Linked DNA regions of Homo sapiens: region 2 is linked to region 1. Evidence: chromatin contacts called from ENCODE POLR2A ChIA-PET data. All regions are on one chromosome and are shown on one strand. The core of a region is the stretch at or near the end of the contact, and the rest is flanking DNA. Distances in the headings are between cores, read along the strand shown. Region 1 holds the start of PDCD7 (programmed cell death 7). Region 2 overlaps DENND4A (DENN domain containing 4A).

Region 1 (6,891 bases), core at 1,212-3,711:
TCTTTACCTCTTGTTTAAAACCAATAGTTTCCCACTGGTCACAGTGGCTCACGCCTGTAATCCCAGCACTTTGGGAGGCTGAGGCAGGCAGATCACCTGAGATCAGGAGTTCGAGACCAACCTCAACAGGGAGAAACCACGTCTCTATTAAAAATACAAAATTAGTCGGGCATGGTGGTGTGTGCCTGTAATCCCAGCTACTCAGGAGTCTGAGGCAGGAGAATTGCTTGAACCTGGGAGGTGGCGGTTGTGGTTAGCCGAGATCGCGCCATTGCACTCCAGCCTGGGCAACAAGAGTGAGACTTGGTCTCAAAACAACAACAACAACAACAAAATAGTTTCCCATTGTTCATAAGATATGAGACCCCAGACATTAGGACTTCACTTCACCAGGATCACCAGACTCCTCTCAGAGCTCCATCCATAACTCGCATTCTTTTTTTTTTTTGGAGACAAGGTCTCGCTCTGTCTCCCAGACTGGAGTTCAGTGGTGTGATCTCGGCTCACTGCAACCTCCACGTCCTGGGTTAAAGCAATTCTCCTGCCTCAGCCTCCCCAGTAGCTGGGATTACGGGCACGCACCACCACACCTGGCTAATTTTTGTGTTTTAGTAGAGACAGGAATTCACCATATTGCCCAGGCTGGCCTTGAACTCCTGAGCTCAGGCAATCCACCCGCCTCGGCCTCCCAAAGTGCTGGGATTACAGGCCAAAACTGGCATTCTATCAGGCTTCCCACTAGACATAGTCCTGTAACCTAAGGCAGGTCCAGTTCCCTGCAGCTTGCAAATTCAAATAACAAGTAAGAGAATGGTAAAAAGAAAGTGACTGCCACGGGCACGGTGGCTCACGCCTGTAATCCCAACATGATCCAAGGCAGGCGGATCATGAGGTCAGGAGATCGAGACCATCCTGGCTAACATGGTGAAACCCCATCTCCACTAAAAATACAAAAAAATTAGCCAGGCATGGTGGTGGGCACCTGTAATCCCAGCTACTCGGGAGGCTGAGGCAGAAGAATGGCATGAACCCAGGAGGCAGAGCTTACAATGAGCCAAGATCACGCCACTGCACTCCAGCCTGGGCGACACAGGGAGACTCTGTCTCATAAAAAAAAAAAAAGAAAGAAAGTGGCCAGGTGTGGTGGCTCACACCTGTAACCCCAGCACTTTGGGAGGCCAAGGTGGACGGATCACCTGATGTAAGGAGTTTACGACCAGCCTAGCCAGCATTGTGAAACCCCCTCTCTACTAAAAACACAAAAATTAGCCAGGCGTGGCAGCAGGGGTCTATAATCCCAGCAACTGACTAGGGAGGCTGAGGCACCAAGAATAACTGGAACCTGGGATGCAGTGGTTGCAGTGAGTGGAGAGTGCGTCATTGCACTCCAGCCTGGGTGACAGAGGGACTCTGTCTCAAAAAAAGTGGGGGGTGCACGGGACTTGGTTGACCTGGATGGCATGCAAGGGGTGGGGAGGGACCAAGGAGGTGCTGGGTCTATGGGACTTGCTCCTATGTATCCATCAGTGATCTGGTTGGCGCCATGGAGGCTGGGGCGAAGGCGGAGGGGGGGTGGGGGGTAGCGGGGAGCTAGGTTGTAAATTGACAGTTGTCCCCAGGCAATCCCCTGGTATGGGAAAGTTCCAGAGGTCCCTGGTTTAAGCTTCGGTCCTTGGAACTAATAAGCGAACACATAATTAGATAAGCTTACAGTGTAGAGAGTGTCTGGTGGAGAGAAGGTAAAGGTTAATTGGATTTTTTTTTTTGACAGGTGTCATTCTGTCGCCCAGGGTGGAGTGCAGTGGCGTTATCGTGGCTCATTGCAGTCTTTACCTCCCAGGGCTCAGGTGATCCTCCCACCTCAGCCTCCCCAATGGCTGGGACTACAGGCCGATCTCGCCTGCCTCGGCCTCCCAAAGTGCTGGGATTACAGACGTGAGCCACAGCACCCACCCTATAATTGCATTCCTAAAGAGCTAAATAGGAGGTGGGGTGAAAGGAGAAAAGTAAAAATAATTCATTTTTCTAAGAAAATGGGTAGTTGGTCACACTCCTATTTACTAGGGCCTTTGCACATGTTCTCATCTGCACTGTGCTTCCCTCTCTTTTTCTATTTAACTATTTATCTTCCAGATCTCAGCTGCAGCCGCAGTTTCTTAGGATAACCTTCTCCAACTTCTCGAAGATACTCACCATGATTAATTGATTAGTGTGTTATACTAGGCAGATAGTTCCACGAAGAGAAGCTCTGTATCTCTCAGTCTCACTGTATGCGGAGTGGGTAGCTCTGCACCTAGGATGCTCAATAAGAACGGTATTTATGAACTGAACGACAGAAGGTTGAACGACTGCCCACTTATGCACTGAGCCTTCCGGAGGGACGAGTCTACAGGGGTCGCGCGTCGTAACGACGTCACTTCCGTCGGAAGGTTCTCATGAGGAGCCACTCAGATTCCTGTCACTTCTCAAAGCATCTCCGTCGTGAACATGGCCCTGCCACCATTCTTCGGCCAGGGTCGCCCAGGCCCACCGCCCCCGCAGCCGCCGCCTCCTGCTCCTTTCGGCTGTCCGCCACCGCCGCTGCCCTCCCCGGCTTTCCCGCCGCCTCTCCCCCAGCGGCCCGGCCCTTTTCCGGGGGCCTCCGCCCCCTTCCTTCAGCCTCCGCTGGCTCTGCAGCCCCGAGCCTCCGCGGAGGCCTCCCGCGGCGGAGGCGGCGCTGGCGCCTTCTACCCGGTGCCACCACCGCCGCTGCCTCCTCCGCCGCCCCAGTGTCGGCCCTTCCCGGGGACCGACGCCGGCGAGCGGCCGCGGCCACCGCCTCCCGGCCCGGGGCCGCCCTGGAGCCCGCGGTGGCCTGAGGCGCCGCCGCCGCCGGCCGACGTGCTCGGGGATGCGGCCCTCCAACGCCTGCGCGACCGGCAGTGGCTGGAGGCGGTGTTCGGGACCCCGCGGCGGGCAGGCTGTCCGGTGCCCCAGCGCACGCATGCCGGGCCCAGCCTTGGCGAAGTGCGCGCGCGATTGCTCCGGGCTCTGCGCCTGGTGCGGCGGCTGCGCGGCCTGAGCCAGGCCCTGCGCGAGGCCGAAGCCGACGGCGCGGCCTGGGTCCTGCTGTACTCCCAGACCGCGCCGCTGCGCGCGGAACTGGCCGAGCGGCTACAGCCGTTGACCCAGGCTGCCTATGTGGGCGAGGCGCGGAGGAGGCTGGAGAGGGTCCGGCGCCGCCGGCTGCGGCTTCGCGAGAGGGCCCGGGAACGCGAGGCCGAGCGGGAGGCAGAGGCCGCGCGGGCAGTGGAACGCGAGCAGGAGATTGACCGCTGGAGGGTGAAGTGTGTGCAGGAGGTGGAGGAGAAGAAGCGGGTGAGAGCAGCGGCCGCTCATGGGGGTAGGAGTGGTGGTGGTTGGAACCTGGAGCAGCAGGAGGCTTTAAACTTCCATTTCCCAGGGCTAAGCCTCTGTTTTACGCGCAAAATGAAGCGATAGCTAACCTTCCCAGCTCATACCACCATGTTAATTTTGTGTTAATGATGTGTGGTACACAAAAGTTCCAGGTGCACTGTAAAATCCTGTAAACACAAAGTATAGGATTACACGGTGGCACTGCACGAATGACAGGTCTCCCCTATCCTGCTCCAACATTGTCCACTTACTCTCAAAACCAGTAAGTGTCTAGTTCCTTGTGTCTTGTACTGCCCTAGGTGGTTTTAAGAATACAAAATACAGGCCGGGCGCGGTGGCCCACGCCTGTAATCCCAGCACTTTGGGAGGCGGAGGCGGGTGGATCACGAGGTCAGGAGTTCAAGACCAGCCTGGCCAAGATGGTGAAACCCCGTCTCTACTAAAAATACAAAAATTAGCCATGCGTGGTGGCGGGCGCCTGTAATCCCAGCTACTCTGGAGGCGGAGGTTGCAGTGAGCCGAGATCGCACCACTGCATTCCAGCCTGGGCGACAGAGCAAGACTCCGTCTCAAAAAAAAAAAAAATAGAGAACTTGGGGACCCTACCTCAAGGAATATATATACTCTAATTAGCTGATGGGGCAATAGTGATTTCCCTAGGATTCTTTTGTTTACAAGTTTTAAACCATGTATCCCCAGGTTCAGCAATGGTGTTTCGGAGCATTTACTATATATATATATATATATACACATACATACATATATATACACATACATATATGTATGTGTATATATATGTATGTATGTGTATGTGTGTATATATATGTATGTATCTGTGTATATATAGAGAGAGGTGTGCTAAGGTCATTACATATACCAGATTTTGAATCTTTATAACAGCCTTGAGAAGTAGGAAGTATTATGCTAATTTTACAGGTTAGGAAGTTGCATAGAGAGGTTAACTTGCCAACAGTCACACAACGAGTTTGTGGCAGTTTCCCATATTTGATCCCAAGTTGTCTAATTCCAAAGCGTATTGATCTCAGACTCTTTAAGCAGGGCCAGGGTAAAACTGGAAATTGTTCAGATGGTTTTCTAAGGCATTTTCTTTCTTTCTTTTTTTGAGATGGAGTTTCGCTCTTGTTGCCCAGGCTGGAGTGCAATGGCATGATCTTGGTTCACCACAACCTCCACCTCCCGGGTTCAAGCGATTCTCCTGCCTCAGCCTCCCGAGTAGCAGGGATTACAGGCATGCACCACTACACCCCAGCTAATTTTGTATTTTTAGTAGAGACAGGGTTTCTCCATGTTGGTCAGACTGGTCTCGAACTCCTGACCTCAGGTGATCCACCCGCCTCAGCCTGCCAAAGTGCTGGGATTACAGGCGTGAGCCACTGCACCTGGCCGTCTAAGGCATTTTCATTACCTTTGATTGCCTCTGGGGTTCCCTTTCCTCTTCCTCATTATTTCTATTATTATTACATTATAATACATAATGAAATAATTATACAACTCACCATAATGTGGAAACAGTGAGAGCCCTGAGATTGTTTTCCTGCAACTAGACAGTCCCATCTGGGGGTGATAGGAGACAGTGACAAATCATCAGGCTTTAGATTCTCATAAGGAGCCCACAACCTAGATCCCTTCCATGCGCAGTTCACTTCTTTGTGCTCCTATGAGAATGTAATGCTGCTGTTGCTGATCTGACAGGAGGCGGAGCTCAGGTGGTAATGCAAGCAATGGGGGAGTGGCTGTAAATGGAGATGAAGCTTCACTTGCTCGCCTGCCTCATCTTTTGCTGTGTGATCTGGTTCCTAACAGGCCATGGACTGGTTACCATCCGTGGCCTGGGGTTTGTTGACCCCTGGCTTAGAGATCTGTGGGAGATCATGTCAGTATAGCGTGGTGTGTGTTAGGAATTCAACTATAGGTGCTGTAAAAGCCCAAAGAAGGAACATCTGATTTACTGAGGGAATGCTTCCCAAATGATACAATGACACGTAAGCTGAGTCTTTTTTTTTTTTTCTGAGACAGAGTCTCGCACTGTTGCCCGGACTGAAGTGCAGTGATGCCGTCTTGGCTCGCTGCAACCTCTGCCTCCCAGGTTCAAGCGATTCTCCTGCCTTAGCCTCCAGAGTAGCTGGGATTACAGGTGCACACCACCACTCCTGGCTATAAGCTGAGTCTTAAAGGAAAAGTCACCCAGGTGAAGGTAATAGGTGCAGTTCCAGGGAAACAGAGTAATCCAAATGGAGAAGTGAAACAGCTTGGTGTTGGCTGTAGCTGTAGTGGTGGAATTACAGGCACTTATTTGACAGATGGGGGAGAGCACTTTAGGCAAGAGGATTCTCTCCACCACCCATGGTGAACTTTTTATTTTATTTATTTTATTGTTTTAAGGAGACAGGGTTGGGGCTGGGCGCCGTGGTCATGCCTGTAATCCCAACACTTTGAGAGGCCAAGGCGGGCGGATCACCTGAGGTCAGGAGTTCGGGACCAGCCTGGCCAACGTGGTGAAACCCTGTCCCTACTAAAAATACAAAAAATTAGCTGGGCATGGTGGCAGGAGCCTGTAAACCCAGCTAATTGGGAGGCTGAAGCAGGGAATCGCTTGAACCCAGGAGGCGGAGGTTGCAGTAAGCCGAGATCGCGCCATTGCCCTCCAGCCTGGACAACAGCGAGACTCCATCTCAAAAAAAAAAAAAAAAAAAAAAAGAGGGTTGGGGGCGGGTGCGAAGTGGCTCACTCCTGTAATCCCAGCATTTTGGGAGGCTGAGGCAGGCAGATTACTTGAGCCCAGGAGTTCCAGACCAGCCTGGGCAACATGGAGAAACCTCGTCTCTACAAAAAACACAATTAACTGGGCATGGTGATGCTGTGATCACACCACTACACTCCAGCCTGGGCAACAGAATGAGACCCTGTCTCAAAAAAAAAAAAAAAAAAAAAAAAAATACAAAGTTTCACTCTGTTGCCCAGGCTGGAGTGCAGCGGGTTTGTCATAGCCTGTAGGTTTGAACTCCTGGTCTTAAAGTGATCCTCTCGCCTTAGCCTCCTGAGTAGGAATAGCTAGGGACACATGCCATTATGCCCAGCTTCCATGGTGAGGATATTGGTGACAGAGTCTTATGAGGAGTGGCTTGAGGAACTGGGGTTATTTAGTCTATATGTGAACTAAGTCAAGAGTAGGACAGCAATCTTTGGTATTTGAAAGGCTGTCATGTGGAAGAGATCCTTGGGACTTTAGAGCAGTGGAACACAAACATAGGTTGTCACTAAGAGACCTTTGTAGAGGTCTCAGCCTTTCCAGCCACATTCCTTATCCTTCCTGGGAATCTGAATCTTCAGGTCTAGGGAATCTGCATTTTTAACAAGTCTCAGCTTAACAAGGTAAGTTGGACACCTGATCTCTGCACTACACTTTGAGAAACACTGAGGAAGAAACAAAACCAGTGCTATGTGGAAGATACAGAGAGGAGAGGTTCTCCTTTA
Region 2 (6,356 bases), core at 2,035-4,534, 640 kb before region 1:
TGCCTCGTCCTTCCAACTTGCTGGGATTACAGGCCACCGTGCCCAGCCCCATGCAGCTATTTTCTTACTACCCTGGGGTAGCATGATTTCTCTGAGTCTTCCTGCTTTTCCACTTCATTTTTCTTACTTTGCATGTTGTCTTTCACCACTGCACGTGGATGGACATGTCTTCTAACTCTTAAATTCATATATTCGCTCATGGTTCTGTGATTTCATTCTGAACCTCTGGGAGAAAATTGAGTCTGAGGCAGGTATCTCTTTCTGGTCTAATCAACTGTGGCCGATGAAGCCAAAGGTTCATAAAACATGGCTTTCAGGCCCAATTTTTATGGAAGGGGAATGATACAGGACATACAATTCTCAGAGGATAGGTGTGTAGGTAAATAGACTTTCTAAAAGGTGGTGGATACAAAGGGATACTTAATGATTAAAAAAATTATGATTTTTATGAAATAAAAAAGTTACTGCTCAGTGGCTTTATATATAGTAGGAAACTTAAATTATTTCATCCCCAATCTATACATGATTATTGTGAAGACTAAAAATGTCTCCCTTTTTTAAGTAAAAAACAATGGAGGTGATTAGCTTCTGCATACAGAATTGGAAGTTTGAGTCATTATTTTATGAGCATATGTGTATGATGATATATACCTTCTTTAATATTAATACCATTAATACATCACATCATTCTTTATTTAGCAAACATTTATTGACTGACTTCTCTCTGCCAGGGAGTATGCTAAAACAGATATTTACAGAAATGGGGGTGTAACATTGCTTACTCTTAGTGCATAATCTAGTTGAGAAGAATAGATGTTCAAAGAAATAATTGGAATATTAATGGGATAATCATAGTAGAGATATGTACAAGATACTCTAGAAGCATACAAAAAGAGAATGACGGTCTCATGGAGAAAACAGTAAGGAAGGCTTCGAAGAGCAGGTCTCCAATATTACATAGCAGTTGACCATTGGAATAGAGATATTCTGATAGGAGGAACTGAATTTGCAAAGGTGGCATGGAGTTGTGTAAAGGGGGAAACTGTAAATGGTTCAGTATGACTGAAGTGAATTTTTACCCCATTTAACTTAATGAAACTTAAACTAAAACTTTTTTTCATACCTGTCCTTCACATGGTAGTAATGATTGCCTTTTTCAAGAGGCAGTTGTACATTGTAGAATACTCAAATCACTTTTTGTTATATAATTTTGATGTCATTTTGGGAATTGGGAATGAGATGTCACTGATCATTTGCTTTCAGATTCCTTTATTGCTTTTTTTTTTTTTTTTTTTTTTTTTTGAGGAGTCTTGCACTGTCACCCAGGCTGGAGTGCAGTGGCATGATCTTGGCTCACTGCAACCTTCACCTCCCAGGTTCGAGTGATTCTCCTGTCTTAGCCTCCCAAGTAGCTGGGATTACAGGCATGCATCACCACACCCGGCTAATTTTTGTATTTTTAGTAGAGGCAGGGTTTCCCTATGTTGGCCAGGCTGGTCTTGAACTCCTAACCTCAGGTGATCTGCCTGCCTCAGCCTCCCAAAGTGCTGGGATTACAGACGTGAGCCACCGTGACTTCTTTTCTTTTCTTTTTGAGGCAGGGTGTGGCTCTGTCCCCCAGGCTGGAGTGCAGTGGTGTGATCATAGCTCACTATAGCCTTGACCTCCTGGGCTCAAGCAAACCTCCCACCTCAGCCTCCTGAGTAGCTGGGACCACAGGCATGAGCAATCATGCCCAGCTAATTAAAAAAATTTTTTTGTAGAGATGGGGTCTCAAATTTTTCTAATAGTGGTTGGTTTGTTAGTTTACTTTTATGGTAGTTTTTCCTGTATAAGCCTGGACCTTCATGCAGTGGATGACTGAAAATGGTAGAGCTTATAAAGCTTATGAAGTGCATATTTTTTATTAAAGTAAACATATGGGCTGTGTGTGGTGGCTACTTGGGAGGCTGAGGCAGGAGGATTGCTTGAGCCAAGGAGTTCGAAGTTAAGGTGAGCTATAATTGTGCCACTGCATTCCAGCCTGGGTAACAGAGTGAAACCTTGTCTCTCAAAAAAAAAAAAAAAAAAAGTAAACATTTGTAAAACTGTTAAGTATCCACAAAATTTTTTTTTAAAAAAAGCAAAAATAATACATTGTATAAGCCTATGTAATTTTAAAACATAATCTCTAAAATCAATGTCATTCTGAAATTTTATAATTTTAGAGAAAATAGCATATATATGTTATTTTATAAAACATCTTATTTTTATTTTTATTTTATTTTTTTGAGACAGGGTCTCACTTTGTTGCCCAGGCTGGAGTGCAGTGGCACGATCTCAGCTCACTCAGCAACCTCTGCCTCCCAGGTTCAAACGATTCTCCTGCCTCAGCCTCCCAAGTAGCTGGGATTACAGGTGCACACCACCATGCCTGGCTAACTTTTTTATTTTTTATTTTAATTTTTTTGAGATGGAGTTTCACTCTTGTTGCCCAGGCTGGAGTGCAGTGGCTCAATCTGGGCTCACCGCAACCTCCACCTCCTGGGTTCAAGCTATTCTCCTGCCTCAGCCTTCTGAGTAGCTGAGATTACAGGCATGCGCCACCACACCTGGCTAATTTTGTATTTTTAGTAGAGACTGGGTTTCTCCATGTTGGTCAGGCTGGTCTCAAACTCCCCACCTCAGGTGAGCCACCCTCCTTGGCCTCCCAAAGTGCTGGGATTACAGGCGTGAGCCACCGTGCCTGGCCAATTTTTTTATTTTTAGTAGAGACAGGGTTTCACCATGTTGGCCAAGCTGGTCTCGAACTCGTGACCTCAAGTGATCCACCAACCTCGGCCTCCAAAGTGCTGGGATTACAGGCATGAGCCACCACACCCAGCCAATAAAACATTTTATATCAGTATTTTTCTTCATAAAATTGTACCTACTGTTAAGCAAAACCAGTGTAGGCAGTTGGCAGAATGCCTTGTGCTTCACTACCCTGATGACAGTTGATTAACACCTTTACTTCTCTTTTCAATTCCTTTATCCACTCATTCATGATTCCTCCTCCACCCCATTAAAAATAATCAACCAACCAAAAACAAACAAACAAAAAAACCCCTAAAAAGCCCAGGTTGACTGTTCTGTGAAGTGACTGAGATGAGAAGGAGAGAAGGAAAGTAGTTTTGGCCAGATTTGTGGAGGCGGCAGCAGTGGTGTGTGTATGTTTGAAGCATGAGGTTTGTGATAAAAGCGACAAAAGTGACCAGTCTTCCTTTTGTCACTGTTATCTTTCAAATATGTTTCCCTCTAACTTTATTGAGGTATATTCAAATATACTTTTGATACTGTCCAGGAAGGAAATGATGAGTAAAGAAAAGGTGATATCCATTGTGCTTGTTCCTCCTTTCATGTGGAATCCCCTTCCATCTCTCCTCTATCACCTACTGATATTTCAGAATTTAGATGGTGTCGTTCTTTTTTGACTCCTCAAGCCTAAGCTGTGTGTCCTTCTTGTGCTTCCTGTGATTACTCCTGTTATAGACTTATCATGTATTATATTGCTTGTTTTCTTGTCTGCCTTCTCTATTAAACCGCTGTAAGGCAGGGTCATGTCTCATTTGTCTTTGTGTTTTAGTGCCTGGTTCTTCAGACCACATGGTAGAGGTACCATTTTAGGATTCTTGGTTGCAAATTACAGAAATTAATTCTGGTTAGCTGAACCAAAAGAAAAGGAATTTATTGGAAGCATATTGGTTGGCTTACAGAAATGACTAGAAGACTAGAGAACCAGACTCAGAGAACAAATATGAAACAAACCTCAGGGCTAGACCATAGCCAAAGTTATGCCATATCCTTTTCCTGTTGAACACACCGTTGATGCCACTGGATGCCATTGCTGGAGCATTGCCACTGGGTGCTGTATATCACTGCTCTAAGAATGATTTTTTTTTTTTTTTTTTTTTTTTTTGCTTAGAAACAATAGAAATTGATTTCCCATGGTTCTCAAGGTTGGAGGTCCGAGATCAGGGTGCCAGCAAGGTCAGGTTCTGGTGAGGGTCCACTTTTGGGTGGCAGACTGCTGACTTCGTGTATCCTCACATGGTGGAAACAGCCCTGAGAATGAATCTTAAACTGTTTTTGCTACTTTAGCTCTAGATTCAAATTCTGCATGAGTGCATATAATTGACCAATCTGTGTGCTTGGTCCCTAAATAGGGAGAGCAAATATCAGGTCTTTTTTTTTTTTTTTTTTTTTTTTTTTTTTGAGACGGAGTCTCATTTTGTTGCCCAGGCTGGAGTGCAGTGGCTCGATCTCGGCCCACTGCAACCTCCGCCTCCCAGGTTCAAGCGATTCTCCTGCCTCAGCCTCCTGAGTAGCTGGGATTACAGGCGGGTGCCACCATGCCCAGCTAATTTTTGTATTTTTAGTAGAGACAGGGTTTCACCATATTGGTCAGGCTGGTCTCAAACTCCTGACGTCATGGTCTGCCTGCCTTGGCCTCCCAAAGTGCTGGGATTACAGGTGTGAGCCACCGTGCCTGGCCAAATATCTGGTCTTTTTCTGCTTTCATGATTGGTTCGGACATCCAGCCTTTTTTATAAGATACATACAGTGGCAGATTTTCTAAACATAGAAAGGGAGTTCACATGCTACATGGTCAAAAATAAAACTGATACATGTCCATTTCAGTATTCAATAAATATTTGTCAGATGAGTGAATGAGAGAATCAGAGTCATGATTTCCTGTCTCTAGACCTTTAAGTCACCAAACATTGAAGTGATAATGGTGTTGCTAATGTAATTGAAAATAAAATCGAAGGAGCAAGCTATGGAGGGGAACAGGGATGAAGCTGAGAAATGTGTCGACATCGTCCAGGAGGCTCTGAATGCTGGCAACCGCGAGAAGGCCCAGCGTTTCCTGCAGAAGGCCGAGAAGCTCTACCCACTGCCCTTGGCCTGCGCATAAACAAATATAAAAATTACTATGAAGTACTTGGAGTTACGAAAGATAGTGGTGATGAAGATTTGAAAAAAGCTTATAGAAAGCTTGCTTTGAAGTTTCATCCAGACAAAAACCATGCACCTGGAGCAACAGATGCTTTTAAAAAGGTTGGGAATGCTTATGCTGTTTTAAGTAATCCAGAAAAGCGAAAACAGTATGACCTCACGGGCAATGAAGAACAAGCATGTAACCACCAAAACAATGGCAGATTTAATTTCCATAGAGGTTTTGTGAAGTTGATATAACTCCAGAAGACTTGTTTAATATATTTTTTGGGGGTGGATTTCCTTCAGGTAGTATACATTCTTTTTCAAATGGAAGAGCTGGTTATAGCCAACAACATCAGCATTGACATAGTGGACATGAAAGAGAAGAGGAAAGAGGAGATGGAGGTTTTTCTGTGTTTATCCAGCTGATGCCCATAATTGTATTGATCCTCGTGTCATTATTAAGCCAGTTGATGGTCTGTAATCCTCCTTATTCCTTCTATCCCAGATCTGGAACAGGGCAAACTATTAAAACGCAGACAGAAAACTTGGGTGGTGTTTATTATGTCAGCAAGGACTTTAAAAATGAATATAAAGGAATGTTATTACAAAAGGCAGAAAAGAGTGTGGAGGAAGATTATGTGACTAATATTCGAAATAACTGCTGGAAAGAAAGACAACAAAAAACAGATATGCAGTATGCAGCAAAAGTATACCGTGGTGATCGACTCCGAAGGAAGTCAGATGCCTTGAGCATGGACAACTGTAAAGAATTAGAGCGGCTTACCGGTCTTTATAAAGGAGGATGAACTGGAATTTTTATTTATACCTTTTAGCGTACTCTTTATTTTTTCTGTAAGTAAGTTTAGTTTCATCATGAGAGATGAAGGGAAAGATCTGATACTGAAAATTAAACTGAATAGTTGGTTCCTGAAATCTTGGACTGTTTATGACCTACTGGCTCCTTTAAATAGTAACTGAAAACTAAAATGGAATATTTTAGTTACGCTTCTACAATTATTTTCATTTTAAAAGCTTGCATGATTCCTAACTAAAATGTCTTGAGAAAGGATTATCACACCTGTAGCAATTTCCAGTTTTAGTGATTCTCCATTTTTTCCCTTGTCATGTAAAGATTTATGGAATGATCACTTTGTGTACATACAGGTTACTGCTTTTTTATTTAAATTCTTTTAGTGTTTTGCTCCGTGAGACACTTCAGTTTAAATTGATGGAATAAATGTTATATGACACATTTACGTTTTCCTTATCAAGGTGTCAAATATGTGGACTTTAAACAATGAAACTTTTTCAAAAAGAAAAAACAAAAACTTTAACTTTGTGTAAAATCTTATAGTATTATCAGCTTAGAGGGAATTGATATTTTTAATATTGCC

Evidence for each region. ChIA-PET counts read pairs that join two places held with the same protein, here RNA polymerase II (POLR2A).
Region 2: POLR2A ChIA-PET joins it to region 1 with 14 read pairs in activated B cell. The contact joins the enhancer-like site here to the promoter of PDCD7 in region 1. POLR2A ChIA-PET finds 5 or more read pairs at or near these places in 2 of 52 experiments (Caco-2 and activated B cell).

What each region holds. Positions count from the first base shown.
Region 1 is chr15:65,129,378-65,136,268 of GRCh38, reverse strand. It overlaps PDCD7 (programmed cell death 7), which reads left to right and starts at 2,461. Exons shown (of 5, transcript NM_005707.2): 1 at 2,461-3,357. The coding sequence starts at 2,488. RefSeq lists an enhancer at 2,176-2,275 and silencers at 2,566-2,775, 2,836-3,235.
Region 2 is chr15:65,770,584-65,776,939 of GRCh38, reverse strand. All of the region lies in intron 1 of DENND4A (DENN domain containing 4A), which reads left to right. It also overlaps the pseudogene LOC646358. Among named protein-coding and RNA genes, the nearest start is that of DENND4A, 19 kb to the left of the region's middle. RefSeq lists an enhancer at 2,801-2,950. Within about 2 kb of position 3,284, at least 4 of the 41 ENCODE cell types and tissues checked have a DNase peak (open chromatin) inside an H3K27ac peak, as active enhancers do.